Regions from separate parts of the Mus musculus genome. Here all the other regions are linked to region 1. A link is a loop called in an ENCODE intact Hi-C map of the cell type or tissue named here. Cell type or tissue: heart. All regions are shown on one strand. Links, peaks and the distances in the headings refer to the core of each region. The heading gives the core; the rest is flanking DNA. Region 1 overlaps 9030616G12Rik (RIKEN cDNA 9030616G12 gene). Region 2 overlaps Dgka (diacylglycerol kinase, alpha). Region 3 overlaps Sarnp (SAP domain containing ribonucleoprotein). Region 4 overlaps Rdh5 (retinol dehydrogenase 5).

Region 1 (7,812 bases), core at 1,556-6,555:
ATGTGGGTGTGTGTCAACATGCAGGTATGGAAGCATCAATGTGTGTGTGCACATACATGTGTCTTTGCTAGGACATTCCTTAACTGCACAGCTAAAACCAGTAATGCTTGTGATGTATTACATAGGACATAGGTACAAAGCATAGATCACCTCATGCAAGCCTAGTGCAGTGTAAACACACCCACTGTGCTGACTAGGAAGCTGGGGAGATGGAGATGAAGTACCTTGTCTGAGGTCACACAGCCTCCCAGGAAGCCCCAAAGAAATTCCCACCAGAAACAGTTAGCCTCTCCAGCCAGCACCCGGTCCTATCGCAGACTTTTGGAGACCAGGATCAAAGTTTAGGAGGAGTGAGGGGGAGTGAGTGGTATCATTACTACTGGGACCCTAAGAATCTGAGGGTGCTTCACCCAGTGCAGGATCCCTGGAACATACTCTCTAGTGTCCAAAATGCAAGAATCAGAGGGCTACATGAGCTCCCCCACCCACGGAGACTCAGGCATCATACAAATGAGCAAAGTTCAAGCCACAAGCCCCTGCAGGACAGCAGCCTCGGGTACAGGACCCACTGTTCCACATGGCATTGTATTGGAGAACTGAAGAGAACATGGGCAATGGCTGCATGAGGAGAGAGGAAAGCATTATTACTGGGTTAGAGTCAAAGCCTGGCCCCCAACAAGCTAGGCTGGGTCACCCATCCTCTGTAGGCCAATTAGGCAGACAATAGAGAAAATCCAAAAATGGAAACCAGTATAGCCACACTAGGAAGAGGAACAAAGATTCTGGGCCGAGGGTTAAGTAGAAGGTGAGGGGCATGCGTAACTAAGCAGTCCTGGTCAAGATGTAGTTCCTTCACCACCTGGGCCTCAGCTCCAACCTCTCTTACAGGGTGGCCTACAAAGTGGCAGAACTGCCTTGAATATCTCCCCTCTGCCTGGTACCAGGTCTCTGCTTTTTCCATTGCTCATCATGACATTCCTAGGGGAAAAGTCAACCAGTGGGGAATCATTGTTTTAACAGTCCAATAGCCTAAGGGAGGGATACCAGAGTCTCTTCCTGGAATGATTACACTAGGCAAGAGTTAGGCAATGATTTCCTGATGCCCTTAAGGCAAGCATTCCCTGAGTGCCAGAGAACAGAAAGGGGTGTGGGGAAGCCCAGGACAAGGCCCTGGGCTATAGAAATATTTACTCACAGAGATTTACTCTCACCTCAAGTAGGAAGTTTCCACACACATACTCCTGTGTGGAATGTGAACTGGTAGGGGGACGTGGCAAGAGTCACGGAGCAGGAACTGAAGAGCAATGGGAAAACAGATGGGACCAGCAGCTATTGACCAACATCACAGAGGTTAAAAATGAATGCAACATTACCAAAAGCTCAGTCCCTGATGCAGTAGGGCGGTGTGTGTTATCAGCCACAGCTCAGCCCCTGGTACAATAGAGCTGTTTCTGATGTCAGCCACCCCTAGTGCAGTGGAGCTATGTGTGATGTCAGCCACAGCTCAGTCCCTGGTGCAGCAGGGCTGTGTGTGATGTCAGCCACAGCTCAGTCCCTGATGCAATAGGGCTTTGTGTGATGTTAGCCACAGCTCATCTCCTGGTGTAGTGGGGCTGTGTGTAATGTCAGCCACAGCTCACCCCCTGATGCAGTAGGGCTGTGTGTTATGTCAGCCACACACAGCTCAGTCCCTGATGCAGTAAGTAGGGTTGTGTGTGATGTCAGACACAGCTCACCCCCTGGTGCAGTGGGGTTGTGTGTGATGTCAGCCACAGCTCACCCCCGGGTGCAAAGACAAAGATGCTGATGAACATAAGGTTGACGCCTGGAAAGAATTGGTGCCACTCTTGAGGAGACACAGGTATGTGCCTGCATACAGAATTGTGGCTTAGTATTTTCATATCTTTCCACAGCAGGAATGAAGGTGGATTTAAGTCAGTCCCAGTTGCATATATAGGAACATCTATGAGAATCCTGTGCCTCTGCCTAGTAGCTGAATTGGTCCCTTAGAGAAATTCTGTAGAATTCTGATCCATTATTTAAAGGATTGTATTCCAATATTCAAATATTTCTGTGTTTTCTGTGAGCTAGCCATAAGTCAAAGCCTTAGTAATAACACCAAAGGCCATCTTCAGTCTTGTCTCAAGCTCTACAAAGATTCAGTCCAAGGTCAGTTTTAGAACAGTTTCCTCTAACTAGACTAGCTATTTGTATCTGTCTTAAGACAGCTTTATGAGTAAGCTGCTTTAATTTACAAAAGTTGTGCAAGATTTCATTCTTTTTGATTATTCTAGAGCAGTGGTTCTCAACCTTCCTAATGCTATGACTCTTTAATACAGTTCGTCATGCTGTGGTTGACCCCCCCAACTATAAAATTATTTTCACTGCTACTTTATAACTATGATCTTACTACTGTTATAAATTGTAATGTAAATATTTTTGGAGATAAAAATTTATGTATGTATTTATATATGTATTTATGTATGTATGTATGTATTCCTTTACAAACATGCTCTTACATATTGCCATTGAGGCATATATATATATATATATATATATATATATATATATATATATAATATATATATATATATATATAATATATATATATAATTTAAAGCAGGCTTTATTTCATTGGCATGCTAAAGAAAACTTATTTAAATTTATCTGACTTTCACAACTTAATTTGGGATTACTTTATATCCATCCACAATTTCCTACAAGAAACCATTTAGTGATGGAATGTGACTGTTTTGACAGAAAGCAGATCTCTGATTTTAACAGATCAGGAAAGGGTTAATTGTAAGGGGGAGGGATTGTGGAGGATACATATTGGTTATGGTTACATGACTATGCATTTGTCAAACTTTATACTGTTAAGTTACAATCTTACTGCACATAAGTTCATACTTCAGTAAACATGATTCAGAAGCTGAAACTTCCCTCACAAATGACCTCTTGAGTCTAAAATAGTGCTGTTGTGCTGGACTTTTCCCAAGAGATCATGACACTCACACACAACTGGAAAAGGCGTTGACCCTAGGTCCCTTCCTGCCTCTCCTGGGCTGAGGTGGGTTGGCTTGGTTTTTTTGTTTGTTTGTTTGTTTGTTTGTTTGTTAATGAAAATGTTGAGTGAAGTTCTCATTTACTGTCTAATAAGAGCTCCTGAGAGAACCACTAGCCTCTCCACCCGCCTCTCCACCCCAGATCTTATTTACTCCTAACTTGCCTCCAACCAGATGCAACTTAACGATTAGCAAATACTTTCTCCCTCAAACTGCTAAGTTAAGTTTTAATTAATTCCCTGAGGTCACCCTCAGCTTCCTGTCTCCTTTAGGCCTGTTCCCCAGCCTCATAGCCCCCAGGGCCTCTGCAGCAGTAATTACCTGCTGTAAATGAGGGCATCTCTGCACAGAGCAGCAGTAATTACAGCCACAGTAACTTCATAATTATTTTTGTCCCTCAACACTTAAAAAAGGGAAAAGTTTGCTGTTCAGCAATGAGCAGAGGAGCATCCGAGTAACACCCAGTTTGGTTCTCAAGTCTGCCTGGTGTTGGGCCTTGAAGGCATTTATTACTGCCTTTTTTCAGTGGTAAGAAAACTAAGAGCCAAGTGACTGCAAAGCTGTGTGGTGTGTGGTCCATATAGATGGAACTGAGACTTGAATCCAGAGGCCAAATACCTAGATCCCAGTACAGGATACTCCCTGATAATGTACTCTACCCTGATTACATTCGGGTTCTCTCTTTTCTCACTAGATCTGAGCCCACATCTGTTGCTTGTCCTCTGAACACCCAGATCCTTACAACATCAGGAGACCGTTGTCCTACAAAGCCTCTAAACACCTACTTGTTCTCTCACATCTGCCTTGCAGCCAGCAACCAGGCTCTGGGAGCTGGAGAGAATAGGGCTGTGGAGAGGTTATTAATTCCAGAGACAGTCCTCACCCCCCACCTGCCACCACACACACACACACACACACACACACACACACACACACACAGAGTTCTGCCAGACTCTGCCCACTTCCAAGCCACAGCTCCCACCCTCACTATTTACATTTACTTACACAGTCCATAAGTGCAACATATTATACAAAAGAGCAATATGGCAAAGATCTAATGATAGAAACAAAAGAGAAAGAAAATCATTTTTTAAGGTAGTGATATAAAATGGAGTCAGGAAGAAAACTAAAAAACATCCTAAGACCTTCGTATGTGTGGGTCCCAAATTTGGCTCACACTTGTTTAATAGCCAACTCCAAAAGGACAGTATAGTCCATTCCAGAGCTAACAGTGTCCGTGATTTAAAATAAAGAGGAGAGAGAGCTAGCTATCTTTGGAACTAAGACCAGACAGAAGGGTCTCCCAAGGACAGTCCTGGAAAGATGACTGTGGTCTCAGCCTTGACAGTGAATTTTCTGGGGTCGATCTAACAGCTGCCCTCAGCAGAGCGTGTACCATTGCAGCAAAGGCCCTCTGTGGCTGTGGGAGGGGCCGGATGCATCCTGTGCTCTGCGGCTTCGTGATGGAGCTTGACTAAAGGCAGAATTTCTCATCCTTCACTCCACAGTCATTGGAGCCTTAGTGTTGTTCCACGCACACTAGAATGTTTGCCCTCTATCCACTAGATGTCAGTAGCAGCCTTCCACCAGATGCCACCAAGCGTCTCCTGGGGGACAACCTCCGCCACCAGTTGAGAACCAGAATAAAAACTGCTGTTACCATTTCTGTTTGGACAGAGAGAGGCAACAAAAGGGTTCTTATTTTATTTTTATTACTTTTTACTGTTTTATTGAGGCATAATACAAGAACCATAAAATCCACTCCTTTAACGTATTCAATTCCGTGGTTTTTTTAGAGGATTCACAGGGCTTTCCAACCATGGCCACTAACCAATTTTGGAAACTTTTTTCATGATGACAAAAGGAAACTTTGTACACATAGCAGCCACCCTGCTTCCTTCCCTCACCCAGTGCCTTGACTGGCAACCACTAACCTAGTGTCTCGCTATAGACTTATATATTCTGGAGATATCTTACATAAGAGAATCATTCTGATTTGAGGTATAGGACTAGAGAGATGATTCTGCAGCTAAGAACACTGGCTGATCTTCCAGGGAACTTGGATTTGATTCCCAGCACCCACATAGCTCCTCACAGCCATCCATAACTCCAGTCCCAAAGGATCCAATGGCTTCCTCTGGCCTCCACAGTAACCAATCATGCAAGCAGCACAGACATACATGCAGGCAAAACATTCATACACATAAAATAATTTTTCTTAAAATGTAGTATCTTTACATTTTATTCAGTTTTAAATTAAAATATAAATACATCACTTTCCCCTTTCCTTTTTCTCCCTCCAGGTACCCCCCTCCCAGCTCTTCCCAGACCTCCCTCAAATTGATAGTCTCTTTGTCTTTATTAGTGTTACATGTACATAGATGTGTGTGTATACAAATATGTAACTACAACCTGCTGAGTCCAGTTTGTTGTTTGTGTGTGTGTGTTCTCAGGACTGACTACTCTAGAAGCTAATTCTCCCTCTCAAGTGTTCGTCAGTTGCCTTCAGTTCTTTGTCTAGGGTTAGGACCCCATAAAATTTCCTCCTTTCTATGTCAGCAAGTCCACTGATATTACCACTGTTTATGTCTTGTTATTCAGCCATTCTAGGAGAGACTTTTCACAGCAGACTTCCTGGTACTCTGGCTCTTGTCATCTGTCTATCCCCTCTGCCACCACGTTTCCTGAGCTGCAGATAAAGGGACTGTGGTGATGTGGTGATGTAGATATATCTTTTTGGCCTGGACTTTCCACAATCTGTTGGTCTCTGTGTGGTGTCCAGTTGTGGGGTTCAGTGGTCTCCATTCGCTGTAAAGAAATGCTTTTTTGATGAGGGGTAGAAGCTTGTACTGTGGATATTAGGATAAGCTTTAGAATGTAGAAAGGAACCGTGCTGGTCTAGGAAAGTGGCAGGAAAGCCCTCTGCTAAGGTTCAGGATCTCGCTCGTTGGTGAAGTTCACTAGGTTTCTAGTAGCAAACATGATTTCCCTCCCACTGAGTATGCCTTAAGCCCAATTAGACACCAGCATAGGAGTGCACTTATTGCATCTTCAGGGATAGATTGCTGTGCTGGTCACTCACTGGTCATAGGTGTTACAGCTTGCATAATATTTCTGGTACCATGGAGGCGAGACCACAGGAAGGCTCTCAAGTTAAATCCAGAGCTCCAGTAACCCAAACCCTGGTCCTAAGTCTATGGTGTCTTCAGCAATCACATTTAACCTCTGAGAGGCAACAAAGGGCCACATCATTAGTCTATACTGTCTTGGAAGTCATCCAGACTACCCTAGCTAATGATTTGAAAGACTTCTCATGCCTAATACTGGGGCCTACGTTCACCTATAGTCCTTATGGGGAGTATTGTCAGCCTAAGTTAATTAATGTCATTTAGTACATATAATATATTAATATATTTATGTTACATATTTTATATATTTTATATAATATGTTACATTAAATATTACATAGTAAATATGTTATATGTTATATGTTGCATGTCATATGTTATATGTCATATATCATAAATTGTATATCGCATATCATATATCATAAATCATATTATATGTTATGCATTATGTATTATATATTATACATAATACATTATGTGTTATATATTATATTGTATATTATGTATTATAACTATACATTATACATTAAATCCTATACATTATTCATTATAGTATATATTATACATTCAATAATACATTATCTAATACATTATACATTATACATTATGCACTACACACTATACATTATGCATTATACATTATATTAAATATGTTGATACAAATATAATTTAATATAAATTAAATGTATATGTGCTCATATGTGTATACACATAAGTTGTATGTATTGTGTGTCATTTGGGATAGTTATAAAATAATATTATTCCTTGAGGCTTGGAAATTAGCATTGAATATTCTAAAAAAAAATAAATAAAACAAAACAAAAAAATCCCTAAAATAAATCTACCACACGGCCCAGCTATTCCACTTGTTGGCCTGTGGCCAAAGGACTCAACATCCTTTGATTTGCCCTTCAACTCTCCTTTTTGTGTATTCACCTCCCTCCCTCCCCAGTTGGAGCCCCCTCTTCATTTTTAAGCTTCCTACTGAATATCTCCTGTATCCTTCCATTCGCCTCTCTAGTACCCTACCATGGCACAGTGATATTTTCTTGGTTTCTGCAGTTACTCCACACTGTATACTCACCCTGAAGATTTGAAGCTAGAATCTGCAGTTGAGAAAAAATGTGAGACTTTTCCCCCAGATCTGAGCTACCTTCTTCAAAATAATCTCTTCTCAGTCTGTCCAATTACTTGTAATTTTATTTTCTTTGAAGTTGGGTAGAATTCCACTGTGTATAGTTATCACATGCTCATTAACTGTTCATATTTTGAAGGACAATTGGATTGTTTCAGTTTTGCAGCTGTTGTGACCATGGTGGCAATGAGCGTGGCTGAACGAGTGTCTGTGGAGTAGGATGTTGAGTCCTTTGGCCACAGGCCAACAAGTGGAATAGCTGGGCCGTGTGGTAGATTTATTTTAGGGATTTTTTTGTTTTGTTTTATTTATTTTTTTTTAGAATATTCAATGCTAATTTCCAAGGTTCGTCAACATAGCATGTATGAGTCCTTCAGTCTTTATGGCCAAATGATACTCCTCTATATGGATACATTCTCTGCTATATGGATACATTCTCTACTATGTGGATACATTCTCCACTATATGGATATATTCTACTTTA
Region 2 (7,812 bases), core at 1,047-6,046, 240 kb after region 1:
AGGCATAATTTGAGGCTTCTTTTTTTTTTTTAATTGTATACAGAGCCCTGTATACAATAGCTTCCCGGGCCAGTGGCTCAGGCAGGCCAATTGCTGAACCAGTTTGACGCAACCTGGTCTACACAGCCAGTTCTCCGACAGCCAGAGCCACATAGTAGGGAGACCTTTACAAACAAAATAACACCATCAAGAAACGTCACCCTTTTTATTATTCAGTCCTTAAGGCAGATATTAGTCAGTACCTAGTAATTGTTCCTGTTTGATTCCTGAATCCAGTACCAAAAGGTGGGGCTCCACAAACCCTGGTAACCCAGCAAAGTGGAACATCTAGCATCGTAGCTGAGCCTGCAGCCTGCAGCTCAACCGCCCTGCACCGAGGAAACTGGAGCCTTCCTTTCCAACCTCCTCCTGTCCCACTAGCCAAGTCCCCGCCCGTCCCTAGAAAGCCCCAAGCCCCGGGATATAAACAGGGCTAGCTAGGTAGGATCCCAGCCACCGCTAGTTCGGAGTCACGTGTCCGAAGCGCTAGAGGTCGTTGCAGGGGTGTGGCTCGGGGGAGTGGTGGCTGGAGGAGGAGCAAGATGGGGTCCTGCCTTATGAGGTGTGCTGAGGTGGTAAGGACCTTGGGAGGACCGGAGATGGGGAGGGACCACAGAGCCTGAAGTGGGGGGTGGGGACTGAACAAGGCCAGGTGCATCCCGGGGAGCTGGGAGGGGGTGGGGTGGGGGGAGGGGCGGGCAGTGGGGGTGATGGTGATAGTGGTCAGATGAATCAAGACAGATGGGAGAAGTCCCAGTGGAAGAAAGAGACAGAAGTGAAAGAAAATGTCAGAGATGAGTCAGAGAAAGAAAGACAGGACAGGCCTTGTCGGGGAGAGTTAGAAACAGACACTGGGGTGGGGGTGGGGGCGGGGGGGCGGGGAAGAGAGGAATACAGGGAAAAGAAGCACCCAATGCAAACAACTGGCACTATCCAGTTCCCTGGTCTTCCCCTAGGCTAACCCTCTGAAAAACAAGAAGCTGTACTACCAGGCTGTCTCTGTGATCAACTTCAGGAAGAGAAGAAGGATGGCCAAAGAGAAGGGCCTCATCAGCCCAGAAGACTTCGCTCAGCTGCAAAAGTACATAGAATGTGAGTCTTTCTCCTGGTCCTTCCATTCTGGAGACTTCATTCTCATGACACTGCATGCCAGTGTCCCAGCCACCTGGAGCTGGTGGTCTCCTTACATAGCCCATCATGCTGGAGCCCCAGCCTCTATCCACCTTCCCTCCTGACAGCTTGCCCCAGGCCTCAAAAGGGGAAAGAGGGCTATTGCTGTGGAAGAGCTGACGTGTCCTTTCATTTGACCCATTTGACCTGTGGGTGTCCAAGTGGAACTCTGACAGAGGGCCAGGCTATCCTTGTGTTCTTGTCTTACTCAGACTCCACCAAAAGGGTCAGCGATGTACTGAAGGTCTTTGACGATGGTGAGATGAACAGATTTTGCCAGGGAGATGTAAGTGGCACGGGGGATGTACTGAAGGTCTTTGACGATGGTGAGATGAACAGATTTTGCCAGGGAGATGTAAGTGGCACGGGGCACTCTTTCCTCAACTACCTCTCCACTGGGATCCCCAACTTCTGGGGATTTTTGTGGGCCCACTTCTTGCTTTCTCCCCTGTAAAGACCCCGTTGTTGGTTGTTACTGTAGCTATTGCTTTAGAACAAAACAAGAGATCCTAGTTAACTCTGGAGATGGCCTAAGAAACCATATTCTGCCTCTTGTGCTTATCAGAACTCTGTATCCATCATCTACCCCCATTCCTCAGTCCCCAGCTTCTCCATCTTGCAGACTCCTCAAAATAACACTCACTTTTATCACAGGCCATTGGGTACCTAGGATTTGAACAATTCATGAAAATGTATCTGGAAATGGAGGAGGTTCCCCATCACCTATGCTGGGCTCTGTTTTGGTCCTTCCATACTAGTCAAGTTGCGGCTGAGAAGACCAAGTCAAAAGGTACGATTAAGCAGGTAGGGCTGGCCTGGGGTGGGGGGTGTCGAAATAGTTTGAATTTGGGAGTGAGGATTGAAATAGTCACATACTGTGATCTCATCAAGGGAGAGGGAGGCAGAAGGTGGTCTCACTGAGCTAGGAGCTAGTAAAAAGAAAGATAAAGGGAGAGCTGAGAAAAGCACAAGAAGACCCAAAGTAGATCTGACCCTGGATCTGCCATGTTTTCATCTTGTAGCCAATGTGATCTGTCTCAGTGATGTGTACTGCTACTTCACCCTCCTAGAAGGTGGCCGGCCAGAAGACAAGCTAGAGTGTGAGTTTGCTGTTCTTAAGCAGGAAAAAGAGGGGGGGGTGGAAAAGGGGAGAGGGGAGGAAAGTATTCCCCAGCCCCCCTTTCCACATTCCTTTGAGATTTATTTGGTTTGGTTTGGTTTAGTTTTTTGAGACAGGGTTTCTCTGTATAGCCCTGGCTGTCCTGGAACTCACTTTGTAGCCTAGGCTGGTCTCGAACTCAGAAATCCACCTGCCTCTGTCTCCTGAGTGCTGGAATTAAAGGTGTGTGCCACCACGCCCGGTTCCTTTGAGATTTTTTTTTTAATATTTTTTTATTATGTATTTTCCTCAATTACATTTCCAATGCTATCCCAAAAGTCCTCCATACCCTCCCCTCCCTCCCTTACCCACCCATTCCCACTTTTTGGCCCTGGCGTTCCCCTGTACTGGGGCATATAAAGTTTGCATGTCCAATGGGCCTCTCTTTCCAGTGATGGCCTACTAGGCCATCTTTTGATACATATGCAGCTAGAGTCAAGAGCTCCGGGGTACTGGTTAGTTCATAATGTTGTTGCACCTACAGGGTTGCAGATCTCTTTAGCTCCTTGGATACTTTCTCTAGCTCCTCCATTGGGAGCCCTGTGATCCATCCAACAGCTGACTGTGAGCATCCACTTCTGTGTTTGCTAGGCCCCGGCATAGTCTCACAAGAGACAGGTATATCAGGGTCCTTTCAGCAAACGCTTGCTAGTGTATGCAATGGTGTCATCATTTGGAGGCTAATTATGGGATAGATCCCTGGATATGGCTGGCAGTCTCTAGATGGTCCATCCTTTTGTCTCAGCTCCAAACTTTGTCTCTGTAATTCCTTCCTTTGAGATTTCTAAAGGCAACAAGGTGAGACCTGAAAATAGGCCTGTTTCCTGTTTCCTCTGTTCTCCTGAGCTGCCTACAGCTAATGCTACCCGCCACAGTCACTTCAGTTCCCATGTCTATACATCCCCACGGAGGTGGCCTCGGATGTTGATGGCACATAGAAGTGTGTGCTGCCTCCGTTGTATTTACCAAGGCCGGCATGCACGGCTGTTTTCCCTTTTTTGTTTCATTTGTATGTGACAGGGTCTCACAATGTGTAACCCATCCTGGTCTCAAATTGTCTATCCTCCTGCCTTAGCTTCCTGAGTCCTGGGATTACAACTGTATACCCTGTGCCTCCCTTCTTTCTGATCTGCTCTGTCAATTTCTATTCTTTTTTTTTTTTTTAAGATTTATTTATTTATTTTATGCATATGAGTATACCTCCATTGCCCTCTTCAGAGACACCAGAAGAGGGCACCAGACTCCATTACAGATGGTTGTGAGCCACCATGTGGTTGCTGGGAATTGAACTCAGGACCTCTGGAAGAGCAGTCAGTGCTCTTAACTGCTGAGCCATCTCTCCAGCCTGTCAGTCCTATTCCTAACTTCAAGATCCCCTCCATATCTCTTTTTTTCTCTTGCTTTCTGAATTCTTGGGGGTTTGTTTTTGTGGTGTTTAATATTCTTTTTGAGGCAGGGCCTCACTATGACTCCCTGGCTGGCCTGGAACTCCCTATGCTGTGGAGCAGCATGGCCTTGAACTCATAGAGATCTGCCTTCCAAGTGCTGGGATTACAGGGCCACCATGCCTGGTTTGGGGATGAGTTCTTTGGATCTCTCGCATAAACTGACCCAGTTGCTCAAACACTTCACAGTCACCTTCAAGCTATATGACATGGACAGAAATGGGATCCTGGATAGCACGGTGAGCTGTGGGACCTGTGTGCTGGGCAAGGGAGTCTGTCCATCTGCCTGTGTTCGCATACCTAGACTTTTCCAGGGTTTCCAGAAACAGAGAAAAGGTTGGGGGTGTAGCTTAATGGCCCAGAGCGTGCATAGCATACAGAAAACCTTGGGTTCATCCCTAAAACTACCCTCTCCCCAGCATTAAATAAAAAAAAAAAAAGCAGAAGACAGTGGTATTGAGGAGATACTTAGTCCCCTAGAACTAACTATGGAAGCAGTTCCCAAGAACTTGGACTCTAAAATAGAGAAGCCAAGAGATGGGAAGCCTATAAATACTTACTTGTCAGAGGTACCTGAGAACAAGAGGTGATTCTGGAAGTGGAATCCAGGAGCCCTGATTTCTAGAGGACGTTTGTATAGTGGCCATAGTAAGTGGCTATCTGTGGCTTTTACCCTCTTTTCTTCAGGAAGTGGAAAAAATCATCCTTCAGATGATGCGAGTGGCCGAATATCTAGACTGGGATGTGTCTGAGCTGAGACCGGTGAGGCAGCTTGTCCTTTTCCTTATTCCATCCCTACCCCCCACGGTCCTGTATCTGCCTTATCCCATCTCCCACGGGTACCTGGTTCCTCTGCTAGCATGACTGTGTGGTGTCCTAGGAGATGGTGGAGAGGGTCTGGGGACCACTCCCAGCCAAAGGCCTTTCTTCCTGTCTGATCAGATCCTTCAGGAGATGATGAGAGAGATGGATCAGGACGGCAGTGGCTCTGTGTCTCTAGACGAGTGGGTCCGTGCTGGGGCTACCACAGTGCCACTGCTTGTGCTCCTGGGGATGGACGTGGTGAGTGAGAAGGGCTGGGGATGGACGTGGTGAGTGAGAAAGGCTGGGGATGGACGTGGTGAGTGAGAAAGGCTGGCAAGGGCAGGGCGAGTGCGGTCTTGGAATATACTCACCAGAGAACCAGGGATTAGCCTTCTAAGAAGCTGGCATCCTCTGTGACCTCCTAGACTATGAAAGATGATGGCAACCATATATGGAGACCCAAGAGATTCACCAGACTGGTCTACTGCAACCTGTGCGAACAGAGCATTAGCCTTGGCAAACAGGGCCTGAGCTGTAACTGTGAGTCACACCGGGAATGTGGGAGCGGGGAAGCTCAGGAGTTAGTGAGGACGCGATGTTATGAACTCAGATGAAACAAGGATTTGGATTTTGGGGCTCTGCTACTCACTCTCTATGATCCTGGGGAAGCAATATAACTTTCTGTTATTAATTATTATTATTTGTATGTTGTGCTAAAGCCCAAGCCTATATATGTCTTTTTTTAAAAATAATCTTTGTTATTTAAAAAAAAAACCCAACAACAACAAACTTGTAGGGCTAGAGATATGGCTCAGCGGTTAAGAGCACTGACTCCTCTTCCAGAGGTCCTGAGTCCAATTCCCAGCAACCACATGGTGGCTCACAACCATCTGTAATGGGATCTGATGCCCTCTTCTGGTATGTCTGAAGACAGCTACAGTGTACTCATATACATAAAATGCATAAATATATCTTTTTAGAAAACCTAGTAAATAAAAAGACAGTATCTCACACTATAGCTCAGGCTGGCCTGGAACTATATGGCCCAAACTGATCGCAAAACTCCCAACAATCTTTTTGCCTCAGTAGTGGCAATGGCAGCTACTGTTGCTACTGCTTCCTTCACCTCCTCCTCTTCTTCCTCTTCCTCCTTCTCCTCCTCCTTCTTTTTGTTTTTGAGACAGGGTCTCTCTCAAGTCATGGCACTTGCTATGTAGACCAGGCTGGCCTCAAACTCATAGAAATTCCCCCCTGCCTCTGCCTCCCAAGTGCTGGGACTGAAGGTGTGCACCACCACACCCAACTTGCCTCAGCCTCTTGAATGTTGCATTAAAGGAGTGAGTCATCATACCCAGTTTCATGTTTTTCTTTAACCTTTAGTTTCCTTGACTGAAAAGGGAGATAACTGTGAACAGTAAATATGTGGATACTGTTATTGCTAGCACATGCCTGCAGTAATAGCATTCCTCAGCTATAGACAGGAAGATCTGGAGTTTAGGGCCAGCCTCAGTTACAGAGGAAGTTTAATTTAAGTCCAGCCTTAAAGGTACAGCCTGGACTACATAAGACTCTGTCTCAAAACAAACAAGCAGTGATGTGAGATGAGTGTCGGTGAGTAAAGGCAGGTGCTCCCAAACATGACTTTCTGAGTTTGATTCCCTAGAACCTGAAATAAAGGGAGAGAACTGACCAGAGAGCTGTCCTCTGATCTCTCTGCATACATTGTGTCACACACATACCCACACGCATAAATGCATGCGGAGGCATTATTATTTTGCAGTACACCAAAGAGTCGATTATTTTACTGAGACAGGTTTGTGTAGCTTTGGCCAGCCTGGACTGGATATGTAGACCAGGCTTGCCTCAAACTCTCAAAGAGCTTCCAGCTCAGTTCCAAACTTAGCACAGGGACAATGTAGAGACAGACAGGAGGTAGCATCTGCATTGTTAGGAGACTGAGGTGAAGTTTGCCCTTGCAAACTTCTCTACCATAACCTGGCAGCCAAGGTTGCATGTCTTGTTCCAGTGAGTGACCCTTCCTCACTCCCAAGAAAGGAGAAGAGGGGGAATAGGCCACCGCTAAGGCTCTGACCTTCTTCCCTCTCCCCAGTCTGTAAGTACATTGTTCATGACCACTGTGCCATGAAGGCCCAGCCTTGTGAAGTCAGCACCTATGCCAAGTCTCGGAAAGACATTGGTGTGAGTGACCCCCATGCCCGCTCATTCCTACACTGCTAACCCTATCCTAGCCCTGGTCCCTAGCCCTCTTCTGCCCCTCGTTGCCTTTCACACGAGGTGCTCCCAGACAAGGAAGGGCTTGCCTCTCTCCCCCAAGGTCCAGTCACACTTATGGGTTCGAGGAGGCTGTCATTCCGGGCGTTGTGACCGCTGCCAGAAAAAGATCCGGACCTACCACAGCCTAACAGGACTGCACTGTGTGTGGTGCCACCTGGAGGTCAGTTCAGGAACTGTCCCTCGAGAGACCCTCTCTACTCTCTTTCTTCTTTTTTTTTTTTTTTAATTTATTTTTTTTTAAGATTTATTATTTTATTATATGTAAGTACACTGTAGCTGTCTTCAGACACTCCAGAAGAGGGAGTCAGATCTCATTACGGATGGTTGTGAGCCACCATGTGGTTGCTGGGATTTGAACTTCGGACCTTTGGAAGAGCAGTCGGGTGCTCTTACCTGCTGCCCTCTCTACTCTCTTACTGCCATAGTTATTCTTGTTCCCAAGGGCTTTCTTTCCTGTCCATACTCTCAAGCTGAGAACTAATAAAGTCCCCTGCATGATTTCTGTTTCCCTTTTGTGCTCCTAGATCCATGATGACTGTCTGCAGGCTGTAGGTCCTGAGTGTGACTGTGGGTTGCTCCGTGATCATATCCTGCCTCCGTGTTCCATCTACCCCAGCGTCCTGGTAAGTCTCTCAACAGCAGCTGGCAGGGAACAGGAGCTTTCCCTGAACAGGAAAGTGTCCCTGTTTTCTTATGAACATACCACTACACATGGAATACCTGTGGTTTGGTATAGAGTTTTGTTACTGTTTCTCACTACGACGTAGCCCTGGCTGGCCTGGAACTTGCTGTGCAGACCAAGCTAGCCTTGAACTCAGATCTGCTTGCCTCTGCCTCCCAAGTGTTGGGATTATAGGATAGGTGTGAGCCACTATACCCAGCCAGAGCGGCGTTTAGAAC
Region 3 (7,812 bases), core at 1,196-6,195, 130 kb after region 1:
TAAAAAAGAAACCCAATGGTGCGATCTCCTCCCCATAACTTCAGGACGTTCTCTCGATTATTCATGAGGTCTGAAGGGTACAAATGCAGAGCCTCTTAAGGGCTTCTAGAGCCAACAAAGTTATCTAATTTGGAGGAATGAAATCTATAGTCAGAAAAAAACCCAAAGTAAACTTTCTCAGAAGAACCTCTGTATTCTCACCTTTTGTTGGAACTGAAGAAATTCCAAACCTGTAAGAAGAAAAAACAAGCTAAATTTTAGGAAGCTGTTCACACCCTTAGTTGTCTGTGTCCGTGTCAAGGGTGCATGACACTTCTTTCTTGTGATCTCAAACTTTGCAATCATTAGCTAATTCTAACAACCCCATGAAAGAGGTTCAGTTTACTCTCCTTCTCACCAACAGTCCAGGAGTCCACTAAACGAACTCTTCAGACTCAGGAGCAGCTGCCAGTTCCTGACTTTTACCTATCATAAAAACCCTGACCAAAGATGGCAAAACTCAGTGAAAGCTATAACATCCAAATCAGCAGAAATGTCCTGAGTATGACCCAAACTGTATTCATTAAGTTCAATGAAAACACTTCTACTGAAAACCAACAACTATAACAAGAAACAAAGATCTGACCCCCTACACCACCATAACATTTCTATCTTGTATCCAAACAGGTAGAAGCACTCACCTAGCCGCCCGGGCAGCCTTCTTACTCTCCAGGCTTACAGGTACATTGAATCGTTCAGCCCTCTTCTGCATTCTCTAAGTGATATTAAATGAAAAAATTAAAACTGTAATTTCTTGTTTAAAAAAAAAATTGGTTATGGTCATTTCTTAAGATCTAACGGAAATACTGACAACTTTAGACCATATCAGGTAGCAGCCATTCTAAGGCTTAACACAACAATTGTTTCTAGAAAGCAATCAATCAATTAATCTCTCTCTCTCCCCGTATTCACATTCTCAAAAACAAAAAGAATAAAATCCATATTCTACACAAACCCCAAAAGTTCTATCTTGTTTGAAAAAGTGTATCTTGGGGGGGGATAGTATATCAAAGGAGCATATTGGTTCCAGTACAGGTAATCTAAAAACACCACCACCACCACCACCACCACCATCACTTCCTGCCTGAATTCTAAAAGAAGTGAATAAATCTCAACTATAAGCCAGGCATAGAGGTACACTCCCAGCATTCAAAAAGCAGAAGCTGGTGGATCTCTGAGTTCGAGGCCAGCCTGGTCTACACAGTGAGTTCCAGAACAGCCAGAGCTACACAGAGAAACCCTGTATAAAAACAACAACAACCCCTCTACCTTGAAAGTACAAAACTGAACACAAGATCTCAAATGAAACCTGATTTCAAACATCTTGAGATAGAATCCAAAGAAATTTCACTCTCACCAGCTAACAACTAACAACTTAAAGGAGTATCTGCCATTGCTATTTTTCCAAAGTACACACAATCCTCTCAAACTCTAATCCTATACCTATAGACTTATTAAGTTACTATTAAGGCTACAGTGGTATATGTAATCTATGACAGCTTAAAGATAACAACTCACTATGCCAGTCCAAATATTTTCCTGAGTTGGTGGAGAAAGAAACATCAATTGTCAATATTCCCCTAATTCCCTTAAATAATTTGTCTATGAATAAATTATTTACATGGATCAAACTCAGGCTTTAGCCACAGAGATCTTTACCCAGAGTGCCAACTTAACAGCCCTAAATGAAAATTTTACATAATGATGATGACAGAGAAAAGGTTAAAAACAGGAACAGCCAGGCATGGTGGCACATACCTAGAATCCTAACACCCGAGATGCTGAAGTACAAAGATTTTGTTTGGGGCCAACCTGAGCTACAAAGTAAATTGCTATTCTAAGGAACAAAAAATAAATATAAAAATGAGAACTCAGTAGTTGAAAGTGCAGGCTGTGCAAGTCTGATAACAGGAGCCCATGTAAAGGCAGAATGTGCTAGTATACAGCTATAAACCAAGTTTTCCTGTGGCAAGATGGGAGGTTGTCATCTTCTGGAAGCTCATGGGCCAGCTAGCCTGGTGTACACATCACAGCACTGGAAACAAGAGTCCTGACTAAGTTCAGCAAGATAGTTCAGTGAGTAATGTTCTTTAATGCCAAGCCAGACAACCTAAGTTTTATCTCTGCAACGCACATGCTAGAAGAAAAACCAATTCCCCCAAGTTGTCCTCTGACCTACACAAGCGCACTCGCACACAAACACGGCTCCCCCATATATAAATAAAATGTAATTTTAAAAAATGTTTTTAAAGGAGAGACCTCTACCTCAACAAAGTGAAGGCAGTCCTCTATCCACACATATACCATGGCATTTATGCATTCACAGCCCCACCCACACCTCAATTAAAATTTAAAAAAGAATACTTACTTCAGTCTGAGGTATCCCAGATGTAATCTTTACCACCTTCTTTTCCGATGCCCTAAGAAGACAGATTTTTAAAAGTCAGAAAACTGCTATCTTAACCCAAAGCATTAGAAATGTGCAAGAATCACCTGAGTTATATCCTCTGCCCCACATGTGTCTACCACCCCTTAATCCAAAGAAACATGAAGTCCATAACAAGTCTGACTCCTTGAACTGTCATCAACTGAGAAGAAAAATTAAAATAAAACTAAGTTATTTTAACTGAAGTTCGAGACCATAATCAGCAAAGAAGTCAGGCTAAAAATACAGGGATGAAGGGACACACACATAAGTCATTTCATTTGCTTTTAGACACTTTATAGTTACTTTTGAACTAAGAACTGTATCTCCAACCTCCAATTATATACAAACTCAATTTTTATCACAATATTTAACTAGCGCTGAACCAGCCCTGATTTCCTTCTTTTATAAGTCCCTATTGCTCCCGTGGGATTGTAGCTCTAGCTGAAACCGTCAAAGCAGAACAAATAAAAATGCCACAGGAAGTGGGTGGGAGAAGAAAGGCTGAATTAGGAAAACATGGCGAGTTACTGGTCAAAAGGCTTAAGAGAAAACAAAAGAGGGGGACCGCAGGGGCAGGAGACAAAGTTCGGAAGTCCCCAGGATAAATGGAAGGGCATTAACTCTCCAACAAACAACTCCCATAAAACTGCGGGTCATAACCAGTCTCATTAAGGTCCCTTATTTAGAGACATGGGCAGCTTTTGTTCCAATATCCCAAACACTTTTCCCATTTGATGCCCTGAAAGGTAGTAATGGTTTAATGACATTTTCAGAGGAAGCAATTCTGGAACCTGATTCTCCTCCATCTTTTTGTTGGAAGTCCTTAGACTAACAGGCAAGCAAAGAATGCCCCCTGCTGACCATAAGGAAGTCCTACAATATTTGTTTTGGCTCAGGAGAAAAAAAAACTTAAAACAAGATAGAGAAGTATATTTACACATAACTTCAGGCGTAAGATGATGTAAAGAGATTTCCTTTTGGATATACAAGGGATTCTAATCAGCCTTGGAATATTCAGACTGTTTGCTAACTCTCCATTTTTTTTTATTGCTGTTGTCTGAAACATGGCCCCTTTCATTCAGCCAAAGCTATCTTCAAACTCCTAACTCTCCTTCCTCCACTTCTCTAATGCTGAGATTACAGGTGTGCACTACTATACAATCCCCTACCTTTTTTATCTTTTTAATGCTGGGTGTCACCTTATAACCCTGGCAGGCCTGTAAATTCCTATATAGAACAGATGGCCTTGAACTCTACTTGCCTCTGCTTCCTAAGTGTTGGGATTAAAAGAATGGGCACTGCCAGACATGGTAGCACTCACATTTAAGTCCTATATTTGAGAGGCAGAGACAAGAGGTTATCTGTGAGTTCAAGGCAAGACTGATCTATATACTAAATTCCAGAACAGCCAGGGCTACAGAGACCCTGCCTCAAAAAACAAATACCAGTGCTCAGGAGGCAGAGGCAAGGACAGCCTTGTCTACAGAGCAAGCCCCAGAACAGCCAGGCTGTCTCACAAACCTTGTCGTGAGACAAACCAAACAGGCCTGATCCACCAGGCCCAGTAAAACTGTTTTTAATGAAATTGGACTTCAAGTAAAACATAAACTTTTACTTCTTTTTTCCTAAGACAGGGGCAAAAGCTAGGTTTGGTGGCACACACCTTTTAAATTCCAATCCTTGAGGGGCAGGGAAAGCCAGAGCCAGTCTTCTCCATCAACATCAGGATAATGACTTCCACGTTTTGATTTGGTTTATTTTTTTGTTGTTTTTGAGACAGTACCTCAAATACTTGGCTGAGAATGCTACCAACTTCTGATCCTTCTGCTTCCACCTCTCTAGTGCTGGGATTATTAACACACAACACTGCATCTAGTTTCACTGAGAGCTGGGGACTTAACCCAATGTTCACATCTTGAAAAACAATCATTACAGTAAACCTCAGAGTAAAAAGAGAACCTGAGAGGGAACTTCTCATATTATATTCCAATTCCCTTAGACACATTAAACCCAAGCAATAAATGCACATCACACCCTCACAGGATTCATGGGAAATTTCTATTCTTAATTGGCTAATTTCTCTATTCAGTCACATACAAAATTATTTCCCTAAATATAAGGACTCAAAATCTTTCCATATAATTTTGCCTAAAACCATAACTATTTCTCTGCAAAGCAGTATTACTATATCCAATTCTGTTGGTATAATTCTGTGAGTTCAAGGCAAGACTGGTCTATATACTTAATTCCAGGACAGTTTTTAATGTCTTTCTTGCAAAATCCATTAAAAGGATTAAAGCCATTAAAAGAGATTTATACTTTACATATTCTTTTTTTTTTTTTTTTAAAGATTTATTTATTTATTTATTATATGTAAGTACACTGTAGCTGTCTTCAGACACTCCAGAAGAGGGCGTCAGATCTCGTTACGGATGGTTGTGAGCCACCATGTGGTTGCTGGGATTTGAACTTCGGACCTTCGGAAGAGCAGTCGGGTGCTCTTACCCACTGAGCCATCTCACCAGCCCCTACTTTACATATTCTAATATGACCCATTTTCAAAAAACCTCTTTACTTTTAACCCAAACAAGCTAATTACCGCTACATTCATTTGCTCTTTATTCCTGTACCAGAAATCCCCAAACTACTTTAAAACTATTTCACTAAATCATTTTCTCTAGGTACTATATCTAATTATAAAGCTATATTGCAGGCTGAGTATAGACTGTATACTTAGTATACATGAGGTCCTCAGTTTAATCTGAGGATAAAAGTGGGAGTGGGGAAAATTAAATTAAAACAAAAAAAAAATGTTCTGGAAAGTAACTGTGGTTTGAACAGTAACAGCTACAAATTCTACAAGTAGGCCCCAAGTGGGATTAGATGGTATGGCCTTGTTGAAAGTCCCCCACAGGCTCACAGATTTCAATGTTTGGTCACAAGGGAGTGGCATTATTAGCTGTGCCTTGTTGGAGGAAAGGAGGGCTTTGAGATTTCAAATCCTCAGTCCAGGTGTATTAGAGTTCTCTAGAGTCACAGAACTTACGGAATGTCTCTCCATTTATCGTGAAGATTTACAGTCCGTTGTCCATCTAAGCCAACAATGGGCTGCTGTGGATGCCAAGTGCAAGAATCCAGTAGTTGTTCAGTTCCACAAGGTTAGTTTTTTAAGCTACTTTTCTGTAGAAGTAGGTTCTAACAAATGTGCTGGCGAGTAAATGCAAGCCGTTGAAAAGGAGTGGATCTTCCTTCTTCCAAGGTCCTCCAGCAGGCCTCCAGCAGGCGTGGCCCAGATTAAAGGTGTGGATTTGGTACTTGCTCTGTCCCAAACTGACCTTGAACTCAGAGATCTCCTTGCCTCAGTCTCCTGGGATTACAGACGTGTACTACCTTTCCTGGACCTAAGCTTTTCCTGGTCACGATGCCTCAAGATCTCCATGCCAAGATCCAGGTCAGAAACTGTCTTTCAGCCTCAAGATCTGGTTCACAGGTGAGCCCTCCAATTCTGGATTGTAGTTCATTCCAGATATAGTCAAGCTGACAACCAAGAATAGCCATTACAACAGGCACTGTCTCTGTCCCCCCAACCCCTTATAGGAGTGAAAACAGGCATTTAGGAAAGTTCTTCATATAACTTGCTTGTGCCTTCAGGACCTGCTCAGCCCAATAGCGTATAATTCCACTTGACAATAGATTGCTGCTGAGCGTGTCCTACTTTATGACTTTGTGGGTCCAGTAACACCCAGATAATGATGGGCAGTTCAGGTCATATGGTAATTTGGTGGCCCATTGTCAAACCTTCAGTTTCCACTAAGGCCCAATAGCTGGCCAAGAGCTGCCTTTCAAAGGGGAAAAATAGTTGTCTGAAGATGATGGTAGAGCCTTGCTCCAAAATCCCAAAGGACTCCTATGATTCACCTATAGGAGCCTGCCAATGGCTCCAAACAGCATCCCTATTTGCCACTGATATCTCAAGTACCATTGGGTCTGCTGGATCATCTGGTCCAAGGGGTATAGCAGCCTGCACAGCAGCCTGGCCTTGTCATAGAGCCTTCTTCTGGTCCCAGGCCCCACACAAAGCTAGCAACGTTCCCAAGTCACTTGGTATATGGGTTGGGAGTAACACACCCAAGTGAGGAATCTACTGTCCCCAGAATTCAAATAGGCCCATTAAACATTGTGTTTCTTTCACAAGGAATATTTCTGCATGCCTCACACCACTGAACTCCTAAGAATTTCAGAGGTAGAAGGTACTTGAATTTTGGCTGGATTTCCTATCCTGATACACATATATGTTATCAATGAGTTCAAAGTAGTTGCTAACTCCTGCTCACTTGGTCTATTCAGCATAACATTGCCAATATAGTGCACTTAGACGAGCAGATGATCAAGATCCCTTCTAACTAAACTACGACACAGGGCAGGAGAGTTAATATATCTTTGAGGCAAAACTGTGATGGTGTACTGCTGGCCTTGCAAACTGAAAGCAAATTACTTCTAGTGGTCCTTATGGACAGGTATTAAGGAAAAGGCATTTGCTAGATCAATAGCTGTATATCAGAAACCAGAAAGTGTGTTAATTTGCTCAAGTAAGAACACCACATCTGGTACAGCAGCTTCAATTGGAGTTACTACCTGATTTTTTTTTTTTTTTTTTTTTTTTTGATAGTCAACTGTCATTCTCCATGACCCATCTGTCTTCTGCACTGGCCAGATAGGAGAATTAAAGGGAGATGTGGTGGAAACCACCACCCCTGCGCCTTTCAAGTCCTTGATGGTGGCACTGATTTTTGCAGTTTCTCCAGGGATGAGATACTGATTCTGATTCACTATGTTCCCTGGCAGAGGCAGCTCTAAAGGCTTCCATCCAGCCTTTCCAACCATAAAAGTCCTCACTCTACAGGTTAGGGAACCAATGTGAGAATTCTCCCAACTTCTAAATATATCTATCCTAATTATACATTCTGAAACTGGGGAAGTAACCACTGGATAACTACTGTGAGTCAGACATCAGCCAAAACTCCATTAATCACCTGGCTTCCATAAACCACTATTTTAAATGGGGTTAAACAACGTTTCTTGAGATTTTCTGGAATCAGCATCAATTCAGAACTAGTATCCAAAAGTCCCCCGGAAAGTCTAATTGTTCCCTTTCCCCCAGGGTAGTTATCCTTGCAAAAGGCCGCAGGTCTCTCTGGGAAAGAACTGAAGAAAGGCTAACTGCAAAACTTTTAGGTATCTTATCAAGGTTCTTCCTCAGGGGAACCTCACTACCCCTTCATTCACTTGGTTCCAGGTCTGCAAACTGGCTCAAGTCTGAAAACTGATTCACTAGCTGAGACTGT
Region 4 (7,812 bases), core at 528-5,527, 62 kb after region 1:
TTTGATGTTCCTGGTTTCGTAAGAGAATGGTACTTCAGGTCCCTCTGCTCTCACACAGGGATAGGTCTGCCCACAGGACCAGCTCAGGTTTATTTCATTAGCTACAAAGTGCTTGCCCATAATCTGTTTCACACAATAAGCCATAGCTTGCCAATCCTCTGCCAAGCATATAGTCTCATCTGCTCAGACCAGACATTTCCAGCTAAGTAAATGTTAGGGGCCAAGGCTAAAGGGGTAGAGGAAATGACAAGTTTTCCTGCCCAGCCTAGGCTGCCCTCAGCAGGGCATCTCATCCCATCATGTGGCTGCCTCTGCTTCTGGGTGCCTTGCTGTGGGCAGTGCTGTGGTTGCTCAGAGACCGGCAGAGCCTGCCGGCCAGTGATGCTTTCATCTTCATCACTGGCTGTGACTCTGGCTTTGGGCGCCTTCTGGCACTGCAACTTGACCAGAAGGGCTTCCAAGTCCTGGCCGGCTGCCTGACCCCCTCTGGAGCAGAAGACCTGCAGCAGATGGCCTCCTCCCGCCTCCACACAACACTACTGGATATCACTGATCCCCAGAATGTCCAGCAAGTTGCCAAGTGGGTGAAGACACGTGTTGGAGAAACTGGTACGTGTAGTGGAGCCCCCAGGAACCTGGTCTGTACAGCAGTCCCAGGACTCACTGAGGCTGTGGGAGAGGAACAGGGTTCAATTCGTCCCCATCTCTGTCATCTTCCCACAGGACTTTTTGGTCTGGTGAATAACGCTGGCGTAGCTGGTATCATCGGGCCCACACCATGGCTAACACAGGATGATTTCCAGAGAGTACTGAGTGTGAACACACTGGGGCCCATCGGTGTCACCCTTGCCCTGCTGCCCCTGCTACAGCAGGCCAGGGGTCGGGTGGTCAACATCACCAGTGTCTTGGGCCGCATAGCAGCCAATGGCGGGGGCTACTGTGTCTCCAAGTTTGGCCTGGAGGCCTTCTCTGACAGCCTGAGGTGAGGGTGCACAGGCCTACGTAGCCTGGAGAGGGGCAGGGATCTGTACTTAGACTGACACAGGCTGGAAGACAGGAGTGGAACAACACAGGAGGCATGGAAGAGCAGACATAGGGCTGTAGGTGAAACCCCAAGCTTTATCACATACAAACTGTGTCCCTAATTTACCTGTGTGCACGCATGCATGCCCACGTGCATATGTATAGTTTTTGAGGCAAGTCTCACTATGTCACGCTGACTGGCCTGGAACTCACAGACACCATGCTGGGTTACACTCTGTAGTCCAGGCTGCCCTGGATGGACTACTCGGCAATCCTCCTACCTCAGCCGATTGAGCCACCACACACACGACTAGGTTACTTCTCTGGTGTTTTGGTTTTGTTGTTTGGTTTTCTTCCACATCTGTTAAATCAAAGTGAAACTTGCCTTATGGGGGTTCAGAGTGAAGTGAGCTGTGTGCAAGCACCCAGCAGTGCTTAGATGTTAGGGAAAGCCTGGACAGGCATTTACTCATCCACACATCCATGTTTGTTATGGATGCATGGGTACCGTGGCATACGTGCTGAAATAAACTTAGACAGGAATCTGTTCCCTCCTGAGGTTATAGGTTGATGGCAAGAGGCCTTCTTCTAGGAATCACCTCGCAGACCTGCATATCACCATTTATAATAGAAAAACTAATATTTCTCATTTTCTCAACCATTCTATATAAATGATACTACCATAGGACTAAAGAGGAGCATTGAGACATGCCCCCAGGTCAGGTCTGCCCCTCATTTTTCTGGTTTATAAGACACGGGGTCACTATGTAGCCTAGACTGGCCTCAAACTCACTATCCGAGTGCTGGGATCACAGACATATGCCTCCACTGAGGGCTTGCATAACACTTTAAACTGTGATATTCAAAGCTGGTGAGAACAGAAAGGAGCTGAAGAGGATGGTGGGAGCATAGAGTCTGAATTTGGGGCAGAAGCCCAGGTGAGTCCAGTAAGCCCAGCTAGTGAGGAAGTCTGCCTTCATCACCTTACTAGACGGATAGTCTCAGTGTCTCCTTTGGCCCCTTCCCTCTCTCTGTCTCCCACTCAGCTTCATGCGACATAGCTTTACACTTGGATCTCTACACAAGCCAGGCCCAGCCAGTGGAATATACACCCACTTCACCCACCAAGTCACCTACCAGCTGATACCAATCTAGATCCCTCACTCCTAGTACTTGACTCAGTCTTTTGTTTCCTGGGACTCTAGATCAAGAACTGGCAAACTGCAGTTACCAACCAGATGGGCTCAGCTGCCTTCAGGCTAATAATGTTTCCTAACATATGTAAATGGTTATATTAATACATTCACAGACCTTTAATCACAGCACTCTGGAGGCAGAGGCAGGCAGATCTCTATGAGTTCAAGGCCAGCCTGGCCTACATGGTGAGTTCCAGGACAGCCAAGGCTGTTACACAGAGAAACCCTATCTCAAAAACACAAAAGCAATAACAAAAAAAAAAAAAAAGCACATTAATTTTGTCAGGCATTGTGGCACACACCTTTAATCCCAGCACTTGGGGCAGAAGCAGTAGTTCTGTGAGTTCCAGGCAAATCTGGTCTACATAGCAAGTTCTGGTCCAGTCAGGAGTTACATGGTGAAACCCCATCTCAAAATAAAAACATTCGTTCGTTTTGTCTAGCTTGTAGTACCTCAAAATTTACTATTAAAAAAAAGTAGGAGCCTGGTGTGGTGGCACATGCCTTTAATCCCAGCAATTAGGAGGCAGAGGCAGGCAGATTTCTGAGTTCGAGGCCAGCCTGGTCTACAAAGTGAGTTCCAGGACAGCCAGGGCTATACAGAGAAACCCTGTCTCAAAAAACCAAAAAAAAAAAAAAAAAAAAGTAGGAGCTGGGGAGATGGCTCAGCAGTTAACTGCTTTTCCAGAGATCCTGAGTTCAAATCCCGGCAACCACATGGTGGCTCACAACCATATGTAATGGGGTCTGATGCCCTCTTCTGGTGTGTCTGAAGACAGCTACAGTGTACTTACATAAAATAAATCTTTTGAAAAGAAAAAGTAGGGGGCGGGGTAGGTAGGGAGACTTCTCACAGTGTAATAATGAGGACCCCTCATTATCACAAGCAATGAGATGCCCTCTTGTGGCCTTCATGCACATGTGCATACCCCACTCACACTTGTACACATTTACAGGAATCCTTCTGAAGAAGTAAGGGAACAGGATGCTAAGGCAGAAGGATCCTGAATTCTAAGTTAATCTGGGCTACTTTTGCAGCATGAGGTCTCAGGCTTGATCCTGTGCACCACCATCCCAAAAAGCTTACTAGCCACTAGTCTAGATCACAAAATAGAATACACAGGAGAGATACGCATAGTAATACCCACCAGCAATCCCAAAACTACAAAAGCTGAAGCAGGGAGTTGAGGCCAGCCTAGGCTACATAACAAGACCTTGTCTCACACACAGACACGTGCATGTTCACACACTCCAAGCAACAAGATATTGTCTCACACATACACTCCAAGCATGGTGGTCACACACCTGTATTTTACCCCCTTCAAGGCCAGCTTCTACTACATAGCTACATGAAAACCAACAAAATGGCTAAGCACTTAAGAGCACTTGCTTGCAAGCCTGACACCCTGAATTTGGTGGACATTCTTGGTAGGAGAGAACCAAGTTATCCTCTGACATCCACACATGGCCAGTGGCACACACACACACACATACATAAAGCAAATACAATTTTTCTAAGTAAAAGAAAATTTCAAGATTAGCCTCAACTACATAGTGAAACCCTGTCTCACAAAATAAAATATTAAAATAGAGAAGCCAAGCATGGTGGCACATGCCTTTAATCCCAGCACCTGGGAGGTAGAGGAAGACAGATCTCTTGAGTTTGAGGCCAGCTTGGTCTACAAAGTGAATTCCAGGACAGCCAGGGCTATGCAGAGAAACCCTGTCTCAGGGAGAAGAGAGACACATGTTATCTCAACACATGGGAGGTAGAGACAGAAGTTACCAAGAGTGCAAAGTTATCCTTGGCTACTTAGCTCAGAGCTAGCCTGGGCTACATGAGACCCTGTCTCAAAAAAACAAAAACAAGGGTCCAGAGAGATGACTCAGGATAAATGATTACTGCTCTTGCAGAGGGCCCAGGTTTAGTTTCCAACACCTACAAGGTGGCTCACAATAGCCTTTAACTCCAGTAATGACTTCTGACCAATGATGGCTCCTGCACACATGGTACACGGGAACTCATACAGCCATACACATATAAATAACCACCAAATCTTCTTTAAAAAGAAAATGCAAGAAAAACATGCCCAATGATACCTCGCCCTGGGCTGGGGGCTGATATTGATGTAGCTCAGTTGCTTACCTACCACACACAGGCCCTGGGTTTTATCCTCACCACCAGGAAGTAAAAACAAAAAACTCCTGTGTTCCCATCCAAGGCCAACCAGCAATAGCCTTTCCTGTCGGACACATGTCCCTACCTGTGACACCTTTCCATCTTAGATTCCACACTCCTGGAAACCTGAGTTAAAACACAGGAACCTCTCTGCCCACCCTCCAGGCGGGACATGGCTCCGTTCGGAGTACAAGTCTCCATTGTGGAGCCTGGCTTCTTTCGAACCCCTGTGACCAACCTGGAGAGTCTGGAGAGCACCCTGAAGGCTTGTTGGGCCCGGCTACCTCCAGCTATACAGGCCCACTACGGGGAAGCCTTCCTCGATACTTGTGAGTAGCTGGGCCCATATTGGGAGCATGGTGGGAAAAAGAGAGGGCCAGAAAGGTCAGGCCTCATAGGGAAGAAAAGGGCAGGCAGAGGGGATATTGTCACTTCCTGAACCTGGCAACCAGCCCAAGGATCTAGCACGGGATGGAGGAGCGGCAGTGAGAGCATGCACGCTAACTACAGCATCTTCCAAGCTACAGATCTTCGAGTACAGCGCCGCATCATGAACCTGATCTGTGACCCAGAACTAACGAAGGTGACCAGCTGCCTGGAGCATGCCCTGACTGCTCGCCACCCCCGAACACGCTACAGCCCAGGCTGGGATGCCAAGCTGCTCTGGCTGCCTGCCTCCTACCTTCCAGCCAGGGTGGTGGATGCTGTGCTCACCTGGATCCTTCCCCGGCCCGCCCAGTCAGTCTCCTGATTCCAGCTTTACAGCAAGAGGCTGATTTTGAAAAGCAAGGCATCTATTTCTGTGTCTACCCAGTGCTGCCTGGTTTCTGATACCAATTAGGCTCTCAATAAATATGTATTGCTTTAAATCAAAAAGCAGGTGTACAGAAATGAAGGTACCTGTGGGAGCCTGACAAGATTTAAGTATCTAAAATCCCTAAGCTGCCCAGGGAGCAAACTCTCTTGCCTCTTTAGTGCCTGCGAAACTTCTATTGTACACTGGGTGGTGTAAGGAGCTACCTTGCACCTACAGATGCTTTTTGGTGCAGCACTTGGAGAGATGGCCACCAGAGGGCGCTTTTCTCAGCAGAGAAATGAGAATTCCTAGTTGGCGCCTGGCACACCATTGTCTAGTTTTCCTGGGGATAGAAGGGAAAGTGATGAAAAGTGATCATAGCCAGATTGGGTGGCTTCCGTGAAAGAAGGAAATAAACTCAGGGACACTGCCACACAGGCGGCAAAATTCTTAAACATTCTTCTTGAGGGTTGAGGGAGGAGTTTGCTGGCCCTCAAAGCATCAGAAAGCCAAAAAGTTGTCCAAAATAGACATGTCCAGGCTCTACTGCGTAGGACCTCTATGGAAACTCCCTTTGACTTATGCAGGAGATGGCCTCAAGGATGCTGCGGCAACACTGTTTGAAGGCTAAGCAGGCAGCACAAAGCCAGGGGCAGAGGAGAGCACTCAGCTACAACCTCCTCTGGATTCCCCACCTCTTCCACTGCCAGCCCAACCAACACCCTCAAGAAAATACACCTTTCCCCAAATGCCCCTAAATATGCCTGCCTAATTTCAGGGCAGCGACAGGGAGAAGGAAAAGGAAGGGGCCATCCATCACTCTAAGATAAACTGAGACCATCTCCTTTTTTAGGTCTGAAAAAATAATCCGTTTAATTGAAAAACCTGGAGAATCCACTCCATGAAAAGACCAAACGCCCCCCACCCCTACATTACTTCATAGCCACTTCGAATACTCTTCACCAGACAGCAGGAGAAGATAATTCCCAAGACCTGAAAGGAAAGATGGAAATGAGGGTGGAGAGGAGGCAGGGCAAGCTTCCCCAAACCCATCCAACAGCCACTGTTCCCAGGCCGGTGCCTCCTGCTCCCCAGATGCCCTGGGCTGATTCAGACCCCCCCCCCCCAGCCCACAGCATTCTTCACCTCCACAAAAGCAATGCCCAGGGCCGCTGCAGCCACCAGCAGTATGTTCTTCCTTAGCCATATTGCTATAGTCTCCACGCAGCCCTGAAGGGAAGGGGCAGGCATGAATACCAACAGAAACTTCTACCTCCCTCCTCCTGTCCCTTTCTCCCAACCCCTATCCCCAGATCTCATCCCCCAACTCTGATCCCGTAAGCATCTCCTGTCTCCTTCTCCCTACCTGGGTATGGATAGTGGATTCCTTGAAATCATTCCCACAGCCCACAGTTATGTTGATGCAGCAAGAATCGGGGACTCTGTCCTTGGCCATGCCGGGGATGTTTTCCCAGTCTGTGTAGTTAGAAGCTCCACAGCAGTTATTCTAGGAAGGGAAGAGGGATGGGAGGGAAACCTCCACTTTAATTCAGAGTTGAGAATCTTCTATCCCGGCTAACCCTCCTCCCGGCCATCCCACTCACTTCTTTCTGCAATTTGTCCAAAATAGTGGCTGTTTTGTTGTCTTTAAGGTAATTCTGCATCTGCTGCTGGAAGCTTTTATTAAACTCTGACTTCACCTAAGAGCAGAGAAGTGGGTGCTGTAGAGAACAGACTTCCGGCCCCAGATTCCCAGAGCAACCTGAGATGGGTCCCCCCCCCCCCATTCCCTGCTTACCTGGTCTCTAAACACATAGCCAGCAATGGCCACAGCCACCTCCACAAGCATGATAAGAGACAGGAAGATGGCAAACTGTGGGAGGACAGGAGTTGGGTTTGAAGTCTGGATTTAAAGGGCTTGCTCTGACCCGGTCAATTACTGAGACTTTCCTGGTGTTCTCCATCCACCCACCTTCACCACAGAAAAGGCTTCCGGTAGCCCCCAAGAGCTCCCACACCCCACTCACTGTAATCATGAGACAGTAGTTCTCCTTGCAGGCCCCACAGCAGCCCACAAAGGCCACCAGGAAGAGGAAGGCACCCACTGCAATGATGACCACAGGCAACAGCGAGCCAGCAGTAGTCTCATGGGTAATGGCCTGCTTCAAGACAACCTGAACCGCTACACCAATGGCGATCAATCCCACTGCACAGGCCTGAGGAAAAAGGCGAGAGTTAGGTCAGATCCTCAGTCCAGTAGCCCTCGCACCCGACCCCCACCCAGAAGATAGATCCTACACCTCCAGGAAACACTGGCTGTAGACAAGGTCTGCCCATCCTTGCCCCACAATGAAGGCTGGGAAGTTGTTTAAGGCACACAAGGAGAAGGGAATCGGGAGGTGTCATGCTGCCTTTAAACAGCGCTTCGGCACAGGATATGGGTTACTTTCTATGGACTCCCAGCTAGAGTCTCTCCCAGAACTACCCCCTCACTCCAGTGACTCAGGTCCTAGGGCCAGCTAGGCTAGGGCGGAGGAGGGGGTAAGAGTGGCCCCTTTCGGGCCGGGCGTGGTGGCGCACGCCTTTAATCCCAGCACTCGGGAGGCAGAGGCAGGCGG

What was found. A loop is a pair of places that touch in the nucleus more often than their neighbours do. Peaks named below come from ENCODE experiments on the same cell type or tissue, not always from the same donor. Only the 100,000 strongest peaks of a DNase experiment are listed, where the experiment ranks them.
Region 2: it touches region 1 in a loop (5-fold over the local background); 8 of 42 quality-filtered maps call a loop at or near these places.
Region 3: it touches region 1 in a loop (8-fold over the local background); 16 of 42 quality-filtered maps call a loop at or near these places.
Region 4: it touches region 1 in a loop (2.5-fold over the local background); 15 of 42 quality-filtered maps call a loop at or near these places.

What each region holds. Positions count from the first base shown.
Region 1 is chr10:128,974,521-128,982,332 of GRCm38, reverse strand. 9030616G12Rik (RIKEN cDNA 9030616G12 gene) reads right to left here. Exons shown (of 2, transcript NR_152816.1): 2 at 4,220-4,730. Among named protein-coding and RNA genes, the nearest start is that of 9030616G12Rik, 7.2 kb to the right of the region's middle. In heart, for the core only: a CTCF peak has its summit at 4,628 (motif pointing right); a DNase peak (open chromatin) is centred at 4,622; H3K27ac peaks cover 1,143 bases.
Region 2 is chr10:128,730,328-128,738,139 of GRCm38, reverse strand. It overlaps Dgka (diacylglycerol kinase, alpha), which reads left to right. Exons shown (of 24, transcript NM_016811.3): 2 at 996-1,131; 3 at 1,422-1,495; 4 at 1,864-1,999; 5 at 2,232-2,309; 6 at 4,003-4,052; 7 at 4,501-4,575; 8 at 4,756-4,875; 9 at 5,043-5,157; 10 at 6,728-6,816; 11 at 6,953-7,072; 12 at 7,437-7,535. The coding sequence starts at 1,068. Among named protein-coding and RNA genes, the nearest start is that of Dgka, 9.8 kb to the left of the region's middle. In heart, for the core only: a CTCF peak has its summit at 3,578 (motif pointing right); no DNase peak of the experiment used is centred there.
Region 3 is chr10:128,841,179-128,848,990 of GRCm38, reverse strand. Sarnp (SAP domain containing ribonucleoprotein) reads right to left here. Exons shown (of 11, transcript NM_025364.3): 5 at 2,408-2,459; 6 at 681-754; 7 at 202-230. Among named protein-coding and RNA genes, the nearest start is that of Sarnp, 23 kb to the right of the region's middle. In heart, for the core only: a CTCF peak has its summit at 3,329 (motif pointing left); no DNase peak of the experiment used is centred there.
Region 4 is chr10:128,911,050-128,918,861 of GRCm38, reverse strand. Rdh5 (retinol dehydrogenase 5) reads left to right here. Exons shown (of 5, transcript NM_001358527.1): 2 at 265-609; 3 at 724-982; 4 at 4,564-4,727; 5 at 4,926-5,274. The coding sequence starts at 300. The coding sequence ends at 5,149. It overlaps Cd63 (CD63 antigen), which reads right to left. Exons shown (of 8, transcript NM_007653.3): 3 at 7,222-7,410; 4 at 6,993-7,067; 5 at 6,799-6,894; 6 at 6,561-6,701; 7 at 6,341-6,424; 8 at 6,040-6,187. The coding sequence ends at 6,122. Among named protein-coding and RNA genes, the nearest start is that of Rdh5, 4.3 kb to the left of the region's middle. In heart, for the core only: CTCF peaks have their summits at 3,116 (motif pointing left) and 5,450 (motif pointing right); DNase peaks (open chromatin) are centred at 551, 4,961 and 5,461.